Regions from separate parts of the Homo sapiens genome. Here region 2 is linked to region 1. The links are chromatin contacts, found by Hi-C or POLR2A ChIA-PET in ENCODE. All regions are on one chromosome and are shown on one strand. Each heading gives the region's core, a stretch centred on a gene start or an enhancer-like site at or near the end of the contact. The rest is flanking DNA. Distances are from core to core; before and after follow the strand shown. Region 1 holds the start of PTGDS (prostaglandin D2 synthase). Region 2 holds the start of SNHG7 (small nucleolar RNA host gene 7).

Region 1 (5,428 bases), core at 1,895-4,394:
TGCCAAGAGCAGGCTGTCCACCCCTAGGAGGCTGTGCCTGAGCCCAGTATGGTTGGTTCCCCTGTATCCCCCATGGGCACCCTCTACCCTATGCCCCCCACCAGGCTGAAGCCCCACATCCTGGGAGCTGCTGGGGCCTGGCACAGAGTGGGCGCCTGGTCTCCATGTCCCCCATGGAGGGGGCTCCTCATGAAGGGGCTGCGGGAGGGAGGTTCTGACTTGAACACTCACCCCCTCTGTCCCTGGCCCAGGCCTCGAGCAGGGCGGGGCCACCTCCTCCCCTCTGCCTCCCCCAGTCAGGAGACTGCCTGCCTGCCTCTAATCTGACCTTGATCCTCTCCCCATCAGATTAGGACCCCTCACCGGTTTGGGGCAGGAAGACAATGGTATCCTCTGTGAAGCCCTGGGCCTTGCAGAAGGCGGTGAATTTCTCCTTTAACTCAGCCCTGGGGGTCTGGGTTCGGCCTGGGACAGGGTGGAGACGGAGCTGGCCTCAGCGGGGGGGATGCTGTGTGCCCTGCCCTGGGTCTTGGGGAGCCCCCTCTGGTCAGGCCTGCGTGTGGGCGGCGTCCACGGGGCACGTACTGTAGAGGGTGGCCATGCGGAAGTCCTCGCCAGGGCCCTTGCTGCCCTGGCTGTACAGCAGCGCGTACTGGTCGTAGTCGGTCTCCACCACTGACACGGAGTAGGTGCTGCCCCAGTCTGGGAACCCAAGAGACAACCCTGTCGGGGACTCAGCCCCCCAAACCTCACCTCTGCTTCAGGGAAGGGGTGCACCTGTGGGCTTTGGGGGCACTCAGCCCCTCGGCTGGCCCGGGATGCTCCCCCACCCGGCTGCTCTCCAGCCAGTGCCCTGCTCTCGCCTGCACAGCCTGTGAACCCTGTCCCCAAACCAGAATCTGGGGGAGCCAGGCTCAGAAAACCAGGATTCCTGGTGCAGCCGCAGAAGTCGCTGCCAGAACCGGAAGTGAAGAGGTTTCCCCGTGGGAGCCATTCCCCAGGTGGGAGTGAGGAAACCCCTGGGTCCTGGGGAGGAGAATTGGGAGGAGGCATATGGAGGGGCCTTGGGGGGCTGCTTATGTGGGGAAAACTCCAGAGGGCAGGGAAGGGGCCTGACAAGACAATGGTGGGCTCCAGAGAGGATCCAACCCCCTGGAGGAAGGGTCTCTCTGTCCCTAACACTTGTGCATGGGTAGTCACGCCCAGGCCTGGCCTTTGCCTCTGACGCTGGTGGGGCAGCCATCACCTCCCACCCCATGGATCTCCGCGGCAGGGGGCTGGCCCAGAGTCGTCCCGGCAAGTGTCGCCCCCAGGCTGGGCCCAGGGGGCCGGTGGAGGCCCCACTCACGGGGACTCCGGTAGCTGTAGGAGCCGAGGGACCCCGCGGGCTGCAGCAGCATGGTTCGGGTCTCACACTGGTTTTTCCTGTAGGTGGGTGACCTCAGGGTCAGGGGTTAGGCCCGAGGGTGTCCCTGGACCTCTCCGTCCCAGAAACCCACCTGCCCGCTGTCCCACCTGAGGAAGGTGGAGGTCAGGTTGAGGCCACCATCCGTGGCAGGGGCCACCACAGACTTGCACATGGACAACGCCGCCTTCTTCTCCCGGAGCCAGCTCGAGTTGGAGGCGAGGCCCGCGCTGAACCAGCGCCCCAGGAACTGCGGCGAGCGACCCCCACCCGCGTCGGCCAGGACCCTCCGGACCCACCTGCGCCTACCTGCGGGGGCGCCTCTGCCGTCTACTCCTCCGGTCTCCAACCCGGCCCCGCCCCCACGCCCAATCCCCCGAGCAGCCACGCCCCTCACGCCCCGCCCCAGGAACTGACCCCCGCCCCTCAATCCCCGCCCCAGGAGATGACCCCGCCCCTCACATCTCCGCCCCAGGAGCTGACCACGCCCCTCACATCCCCGCCCCAGGAGATGACCCCGCCCCTCACATCCCCGCCCCAGGAGCTGACCACGCCCCTCACGACCCCGCCCCAAGAGCTGGCCCCGCCCTTCATGTCCACAACCAGGGAACTGACCGCGCCCCTCACGCCCCATGCCCCCCTAGGAGCTGACCCCGCCCCTCACGTCCCCGCCCCAGGAGCTGACCACGCCCATCAGGCCCCCGCCCCGCCCCGGGAGGTGGCCCCGCCCCTCACGCCCCGCCCCAGGAGATGACCACGCCCCACTTCCCCCTCCCCCGGAGATGGCCCCGCCCCTCACGCCTCAGCCCCAGAAGCTGGCCACGCCCCTGACACCCAGCACCCCCGTCTGGCCACGCCCCTCCCGAGGACAGTCCCTCACCCTCGCACGCCGCCCACCAGCCAGCTTCGGCCCCTCCGCCCCCGGTCCCGATTCTGTGCCCTGGCTGAGCGCCTGGCCCATACAGCGGGCGGCAGAGGACGTCGCATTCCTGGCGGGGATCGGGGCGGGTCTTCGGCTCAGCTCTGCGGACCGCTGGGGTTCTCCTCGACGCCAGGGAGGGGCGCGCGGCGCGGGGACCCGCGCTCCGGCGCTTCCCCGAGCAGCTCCCGGGCGAGAGCGCGCGTCGCCGGCTGTCTGTGCGGTGCGCGTCCCTCCCAACCCCCACCGCGCACGGAGTGTTTGTCGCCATCCCTGTGCCCCACCCGCCCGTGTCCTGGCACCCAGGTGTGGAACGTGCGCTCGTGTGTCCTCTGGGGGTCGCGTGCCCACAGGGGTGGACGTGTCTGGCTGGCGTGGGCGCGTGTGTGGCCCGGTGTCTGCGTGGCCCATCAGGGGAGACGGGACGCGGTGCCCAGGGAGGGCTTCTCGCGGGCAGCCTCCTCGGGCGGCTACCCAGCCTCCTTCCTGCGCGCCCGCTCAGTCCCTGGCCGGCACTGCCCGGCACTGCGGGACTTCGCTCACTCCTCCCAGGGGGAAGACCCAGCCGGAAAGTGCCCTTCCCCTGACAGGGTCCTGTAGCCCTTGGGGATGACGCAGGAAAGCCCCTCACCTTGTCCTGCTGGAAGTTGGGCTGCACGGAGACCTGGGCCTCCGGTGCTGCCTGCAGGTCGCCCAGCACCCCCAGCAGGGCCAGTCCCATCCACAGTGTGTGATGAGTAGCCATTCTCCTGCAGCAGAGCGGGTGTCCGGGGCCTGGTGCCAGTGGTGTGGGAGAGCGAGGGAGGTGTGCAGGAGGAGCGGAGGGCACTGAGGAGACCCCTATTTATGGGCCAGGCTTGGCCTCCACCCAGGGCCCGGGGACAGCCCACTGAACACTCGTGATGCTGGGGGATGGGGTGGCCAGGCACAGCTGCAGCCTCGTCCCCCACAGGGCGCTTATGCAAGAGGCCTGGGCCTGCTGCCCCAGCTGAGGCAGCGTGGGGGTGAGGCAGAGGCCCCTGCCCACTGGTCCCAGAGACAGAGCTGGCAGGGACCTTGCCCACCCTCCTCCTGCTGGCAGGGCCCACCAACCCAGCGGCCCTGATAGGGCAGGGGCTGTGTTCCTCAGCCATGCCCGCCTCCGAGGCCTCTGGTGACTTCCCACTGGGGGCCAGGACCCACATCTCACAGCCCCTACCATCATTCCCTTTCCGAGCCCTGCCACCCCAGAAGGGGACACAAGCCCCACTTCCACCCTGAGAGTTTGGTCCTGAAACGCCCAGCAAGTGAAGTGTTGATGAGAAGCTCAGGCCAAGGTAGAGAAACTTGATCTGGCCCGCAGGGTCCCGAGGGCCAGGTTTGCTGGGCATGGCTTCCCCCATGGCCAGCTGTTGGGGCTCTGATAGTGACCCCTGGGTGCCCATTTCAGCCTGGGGCACCTTTGGGCTTGAGCACAGGCCCTATCCCTTGCCAGAGGCCCCAACTTCCCCCAGCAATCCCCCCACCCCAAGTCTGCCCCCCGCCGAGTCTGGGCCTCCCCACCCCGAGTCTGGTCCAGACTCGGGAGCACCCCGTGGGGCTGTCCTGTTACCCCAGCGCTGCACCCAGCTCCTTGGGCCCCTCCAGCTCGTTGGCCCTGGCTGGGGCCCTGTCACAGGCCGTCACAGGCAGGCACATGTGGTGGGCCCTCTCTGGATTCTGTTGGGACTGAGCTTCCCTGGCAGGCGTGGTGGGTGAGCGCTGCCGCTGGTCTGAAGGTGAGCCCGGGTGGGGAGCTGGGAAATGTACATGAGAGCAGGAGTGAGTCGGATGGGGTGGGGTGGTGAGCTTCTACGGGGCTGCTGGCGACCACTGGGGGCCGGAGCCCGTCTTCTTCCTGGATTCTGTGGCCCATCCCTTGCTGGGGGCGCACGAGCCCTGGGAGTGGGCTGGTGTGGACTGCTTCCTTGTTCCCCTTCCCCAGTGCCCGGGGGTCAAGGAGCCCAGACTGGGGGAGGCGCATGCCTATGTAGCAGCAGGGGCTAGTGGGCAGCACTGGTGTCAGGGCTGGTGGGGGTGGCCGGGTAGCATCCCAGGCAGAGGCCAAGGTGAGGGAGTGAGTCCCAGGGAGCCGGGAGGCACCTGAGAGGCAGGGAGAAGGAGGGCAGCGGTGCAGGGGGGCCAAGGCAGTCCTGAGAACCCACTCCTCCACCTGGACCTCCTATCAACCCCTGCCTGAAGCAGCAGCGTGCTGCTAGCTCAGATGCCATCTGTGCCATGGGCTGAGAGGGAGAGTCTGTTGGAACAGATAGGGGTGGGGTGCCTAAACCCGGGACCCCGCGTGGCCCGCAAGCCTGGCTCAGCTACAGAGCTGGGGGCTGCCGTCAGGACAGGGGAGGGGCAGGAAGAGAGTTGCGGCTGGGATATCACCACAAGACTGGCCTCCTGCCCGCTGCCAGCTGAGTCCTGGCTGTCATTCCACTCTGGTGGGGCTGGTGGCTCGCTGACTGGCCTGGCTGGAGGTCCCAACCCAGGCTAGGCTGGTCCAGGACAAGAGCGCCTCCCGGTGGTGAGCAAGCTCTGGGGTGTGGTGGCGGGTGGCCCGGGGCAGGGAGACCCAGGACACGTGGCTCTGGGTCTGAATGGCTTCCGTCTGGGCAGGCCTGGGTCACCTGCCAGGGAGGGACTCTGAAGTCTGATGGGGCCGGGTCCTCCCATAGCCAGAGGGGTTCCCAGGGATCTCGGGTGTCCAGCCCTCAAACCCAGTGCCTGGAACAGGGACCAAGCCCCTCCTCTTCCCCATTTTCTAGTGGGCTGCAGAAAGCCCAGCAGGTCCCATGTCCCTTCTCCTCCCTGACCAGTCGTTACCGAGACCATATGGTCGTTGGCGCCTGGAGAGCTGGAAGAGCTAACAGGATCATGCTTCGGTTCAGGACGGACTCCTCAGTCCCTGTGGTCAAGATGGCCAGCAGGTGGTCAGAGACACTCCCCAGACACGGCTGAGTGAGGACCAGTGAGTGGGAGCTGCCCACGAGCCCTGATTCATGGGTGCACCTGGGCCCACCCGAGGGCTGGAGATTCATCTCTCACCACATCCAGGAAGGGCTGGGCAGTTGCCAGCTCCT
Region 2 (4,320 bases), core at 1,367-3,866, 250 kb after region 1:
CAGGCTGGAGTGCAAAGGCTCGATCTTGGCTCACTGCAAACTCCGCCTCCCGGGTTCACGCCATTCTCCCACCTCAGCCTCCCAAGTAGCTGGGATTACAGGGTTGCGTCACTATGCCCGGCTAATTTTTGTATTTTTAGTAGAGACAGGGTTTCACCATGTTGGCCAGGATGGTCATGAACTCCTGACCTCAGGTGATCCGCCCGCCTCAGCCTCCCAAAGTGTTGGCCTTACAGGCGTGAGCCACCGCACCTAGCCTGGGCTGACCTGCACAGAAGTGCCATCTACCTACCCTCTGACCTCTGTCATGTGACCTGGGGCAGGGGATGTGACATCTCCACCTTCTAAGTACCCCACTGTCATGGGGTAGCTCCTCTCTCAGGTGCTGGGGCTCAGGTCCTCTCCTGGGTCTCAGCAGGTCATGGTCTGCTCCGGGGCTATGCATACTGGTTTCAGTAAGTGCTTGGTAGATCTACCCCGCAGCATGGAGCAAGTGCTGGGTCGGGTGCAATGGACTCAGTATCTCTGAAGGAGGAGATGTCTCTTGCCCTCTCTCCACAGCTAGAGCTTTCACTAGCTACAGAGCTACAGCCAACTCCTGCACCAGCTCAGAAGGTAGAGCCAGCTCCGGCTACAACTCGGGTGCTAGTTCCAGGATCAGAGCCAGCTCCAGCAACAGCTCCAGCAGCACACCCAGAGACAGGGGCAGCTCTGGTCACTTCTGTGCCGGCTCCACTATAGCTCCAGCATCCGCCCTCTAGCCAGGACCAGTTCCAAAACCATTTGCATGGTTAGGGCCAAATATCAGCATCAGGTTCAGAAAAAGAGCCAGGGCCAGCATCAGCTACAGGCCCAGCTTCAGCACCGCGGCTCACACCAGTGCGGGTTCCTGTACCAGCTCAAGAACTATGGCCACAGCCAGCACAACTCCAGATCTCACTCCAGCTGCCGCACCAGCTCTACCACCTACTCCAGAAACAGAGGCAGCTCTATCACCAAATCTGGTGCCACCTCCGGTGACTGCTCGGGCACCGGCTCCAAAACCACTTCCAGAGTTTCAGCCAGTTCCAGGTGTAGACCTCAAGCCAGTGCCAGGTTCAGAGGAAGGGCCAGCTGCAGCACCACCTCCAGAGCCAGAGCTGGCACCAGATATAAAGCGATGGCTGATTCCACAACCAGAACCAGAATTAGAGGCAGCTCCAGAGCTACAGCCATCTCAGACCTGCACCAGCTTCAGAACGAGAGCCAGAGTTCCTGCCAGCTCTAGAGCGAAATCCAATCAAGAACCAGCTCTAGCACCATATCCAGAGCTAGGACCAGCTCTGACACTTTTCCCAGGGCAAAGACTAGCAACAGCAACACAGCTAGAGGCAGCTCCAGAGCATCGGTCCCCGGGGCAGAGCCAGCTTGTCTCCAACAACCGTGTCAGTGCTAGGACAGAGCCTGCACCATCTCTGGAGGTGGAGCCTGCTGTGGTGCCAGCTCCAGCCCCAACACCAGAGCTAGAACCCAGCCTGCTGGTGGGGCCACACAGGGAGGAGCCTCAGACCGCGCAGTTGCAGCCCAGTTGCAAAGTGTCCTGGGGTCCTGCGCTGGGGCTTTTCTTAGGAGCCCTGGGGTGTTTTCTGGCTTTGCAAAGGCAATGAAAATTTGAGTTGAATTTATCACCAGCTCCTGCTCCCTCTAAGCCAGTACCCGAGCTGGAGCCAGCTCCTATGCCAGCTCCCGCACCCCGGCCTTCCTGGCCTTTGCCTGTGGCTGCAGAGAGCAGGCTGAGCCAGAAGCCTCATCTCCTGGTGTCCCCTCCAGGCCTAAGGCTAGAGCGGTCTGCGCTGTGCAATGCGGAGGCTGCCCAGCCCCAGGACAGCAGCGCGGCCTTCCTCCCGGCCCCTGCGGCTCAGGCCTGTCATCCCCTGCTCTGGAGCTCGCGTCCTGGTCCGAGTCCCGGCGGCTCCACCGTTCGCAGCCCGGCGACCGCGGCGAGTCGCTTGGCCGCGAGGCCTCGGTGTCCCGCCCTGCGCGGTGACCGAGGTCCCAGGACACAGCGCAGACAGGGCGCTAGTCAGGCCTGGCCGCGGTAATCCCGCCTGCCGGGACCCTCGCCCGCCTCAGCACTCATTAGGCGCCTGGTGTGTACCCGCGCCCATGGCCGACACCGGCAGAGCCCCTGGTGGGGAAGGGACGGAGCGCGTCGCGGGAGCCCCATGCTGCCCGGGGTGGGCGCTGCTCGACAGTCACGGGAGCCGCCCCAATGGCTGGGACCACCGGGACCCACGGGCTCGTGGAGCGTCCTCCTGACCCGGCCTGGGAATCCTCCGCGAAAACGGGGAGCCGCGCGTGTCCGTGGCGTGCCCGGCACCCGGCGGGTCGGAAACGGCGCGGCCCTGGCTGCTGGCCCCGTGGGGCGGTCGCGGTGCAGGACACGGGTCACGGCGCTGCCGCTGCTCTGCGTGGCGAACCCACACGCCCGCCCGCCAGCCACTGAGCAGCGCCCACGTGCGGGCGCGGGGAGCTGAACGGCCGGGGACCGCTGGGGGGCGCTGCTTGGGCGGGGCGGATTGACTCTTGCGGGCCGCCGTACGCGCTATAAAAGGCGCGGCGCTTCCCTTCTCGTCCTCTGCGTGCGCCGGAGGCTGCCGTGGCGGGTGGGCCGCCTGACTTCTCCTCCCGGCCAGTTCTCGAGCGCCTCACCGGGCCTCGCCCTGCAGCCTCGCTCTCGCTGGCGCTGCGCGGCCTAGGGGACTGGGCTGCTGGCCTCCGGGTGCGGGGTGGGGGCAGGCTCCGACCTGGGGCGTCCTGGCCGCGCGAGCCGCGGGATGGGGGCCCGGGCCGCGGAGGAGGCGCCGCTGGTGTGTCCCTTGGTGGAGAGGGCGCTGCCGGCCCTGCGCGGTTTCCAGCCAGGAAGCTTCGGGAAGCCTGGTGAGAGCTGAGTGCGCGAATTCGGATCTTAGAGAAAGGCACCCCGTTCACCCACGACCCTTCCGCTCCTGCCGCTGCTTCCCTGAGTCGCTCAGGCTGTGGGAAGATGTTTGTCGGCATCTTTGAAAAATTGATTTCTTATGCTGCGTCAGGTGGTTTCCTTGTCACTGTGGCTGCTCAGCGGGAGGCTGTTCTGGCGGGAGGAGGACTGCTCGGTTGTCTGGTGGGCATTCCGCCTCGTGGTCCTGGTCCCTTGATACCTGCAGGGGATCAGCAGCCCGCGTTTCGTGGCCACTGTGTTGTAACTCCAACTTCCCCTCCCGCAAATTAAGCGTAGAGTAAGGGGAGAGAGTAACATGGGTCGGATTTTTCTAGAACGGCCCTTGTGACAGTGAGCTTTTTGGTGGCAGGGAGCTTCTTTGGTCCGCCTTCCTGGAGACCAGATGCAGCAAAACGCAGTCTTTTTCTTTTCGAGACAGAGTCTCAGTTGCCCAGGCTGGAGTGCAGTGGCGCGATCTCAGCTCACTACCACCTCTGCCTCCTGGGTTCAAGCGACTTTCCTGCTTCAGCCTCCAGAGTAGCTGGGATTACAGGCGCCAGCCACTAGGCCAGCTAACTTTTTTTTTTTTTTTTTTTAGAGAGACGGGTTTCACCGTGTTGGCCAGGCTGGTTTTGAACTCCTGACCTCAAGTGATCTGCCCGCCTCGGCCTCCCAAAAAACGCAGTGTTTATGTGATGCTCCTCTGTGGTGTTTGCAAGATTTATACAAAATTGCGGTTTCTTTTTTTCTCTAGGACGTCTGCTCACTGGAGATGACACGTGCGTGGGGTGTTGGGTAAGTTGGTGCATTGGAGCTGGAACAGGGTCAATCCTCCAATGTAACTAAGCCCTCCTGTGCAACATCTTAAGTGACTGGAGGGACCAGTCGGTCTTGTGTTCACATTGAGGCTAGAAGCTGTCTCCAGGGGAGTAAAAACGGATTATTTAGTCTTCAACAGGACACTGCCCCTAGAGGCGTTGCAGCTGTGGCTGCCGTGTCACATCTGTGTCATTAGGTGGCAGAGATTAGAGAGGCTATGTCTACGCTCAGCGTTCTGCCCCGTGAACGTTTGAATGTTTGATAGTCTCACACTCCTGTTTTGTGGACAGGCATCTGTTTTCCTTCGCTGGTATCTGGGAGAGAGGGTGGGCCCTGTGAGTGGGCTTTCTAACTCTCGCGCTGGGCTAGGCTGGCCTCTAGGGGTCTGAAGGGATAGTGGGAAGGTGGAGGGTGCCTTCACCAGGAGCAGCCTTCATGAGTGAGTTTTAAGAACCTGTGAGGATCGGTCAGGTCAGGTGAGGTACGCGCTGGATCATGCCGTACACCGTGTCAGGATCACGCAGGACAGGACTGGGGAAGGG

The links. A loop is a pair of places that touch in the nucleus more often than their neighbours do. ChIA-PET counts read pairs that join two places held with the same protein, here RNA polymerase II (POLR2A). Pooled maps may share reads with other maps.
Region 2: a pooled map shows a loop between it and region 1 (3-fold over the local background). The contact joins the promoter of SNHG7 here to the promoter of PTGDS in region 1. A Hi-C loop is called at or near these places in 1 of 50 pooled maps. POLR2A ChIA-PET finds 5 or more read pairs at or near these places in 6 of 52 experiments (A673, AG04450, HEK293 and 3 more).

The regions. Positions count from the first base shown.
Region 1 is chr9:136,975,220-136,980,647 of GRCh38, reverse strand. PTGDS (prostaglandin D2 synthase) reads right to left here and starts at 3,144. Exons shown (of 7, transcript NM_000954.6): 1 at 2,956-3,144; 2 at 1,516-1,655; 3 at 1,349-1,425; 4 at 586-702; 5 at 364-465. The coding sequence starts at 3,069. It also overlaps LOC124902312. RefSeq lists an enhancer at 1,105-2,084.
Region 2 is chr9:136,726,480-136,730,799 of GRCh38, reverse strand. It overlaps SNHG7 (small nucleolar RNA host gene 7), which reads left to right and starts at 2,616. Exons shown (of 5, transcript NR_024543.1): 1 at 2,616-2,919; 2 at 3,714-3,754. LOC124900276 (cuticle collagen 2-like) reads left to right here and starts at 2,616. Exons shown (of 5, transcript XM_047424334.1): 1 at 2,616-2,919; 2 at 3,714-3,754. SNORA17A (small nucleolar RNA, H/ACA box 17A) reads left to right here and starts at 3,921; the gene lies at 3,921-4,053. RefSeq lists an enhancer at 1,269-1,418 and silencers at 1,866-2,035, 2,189-2,868.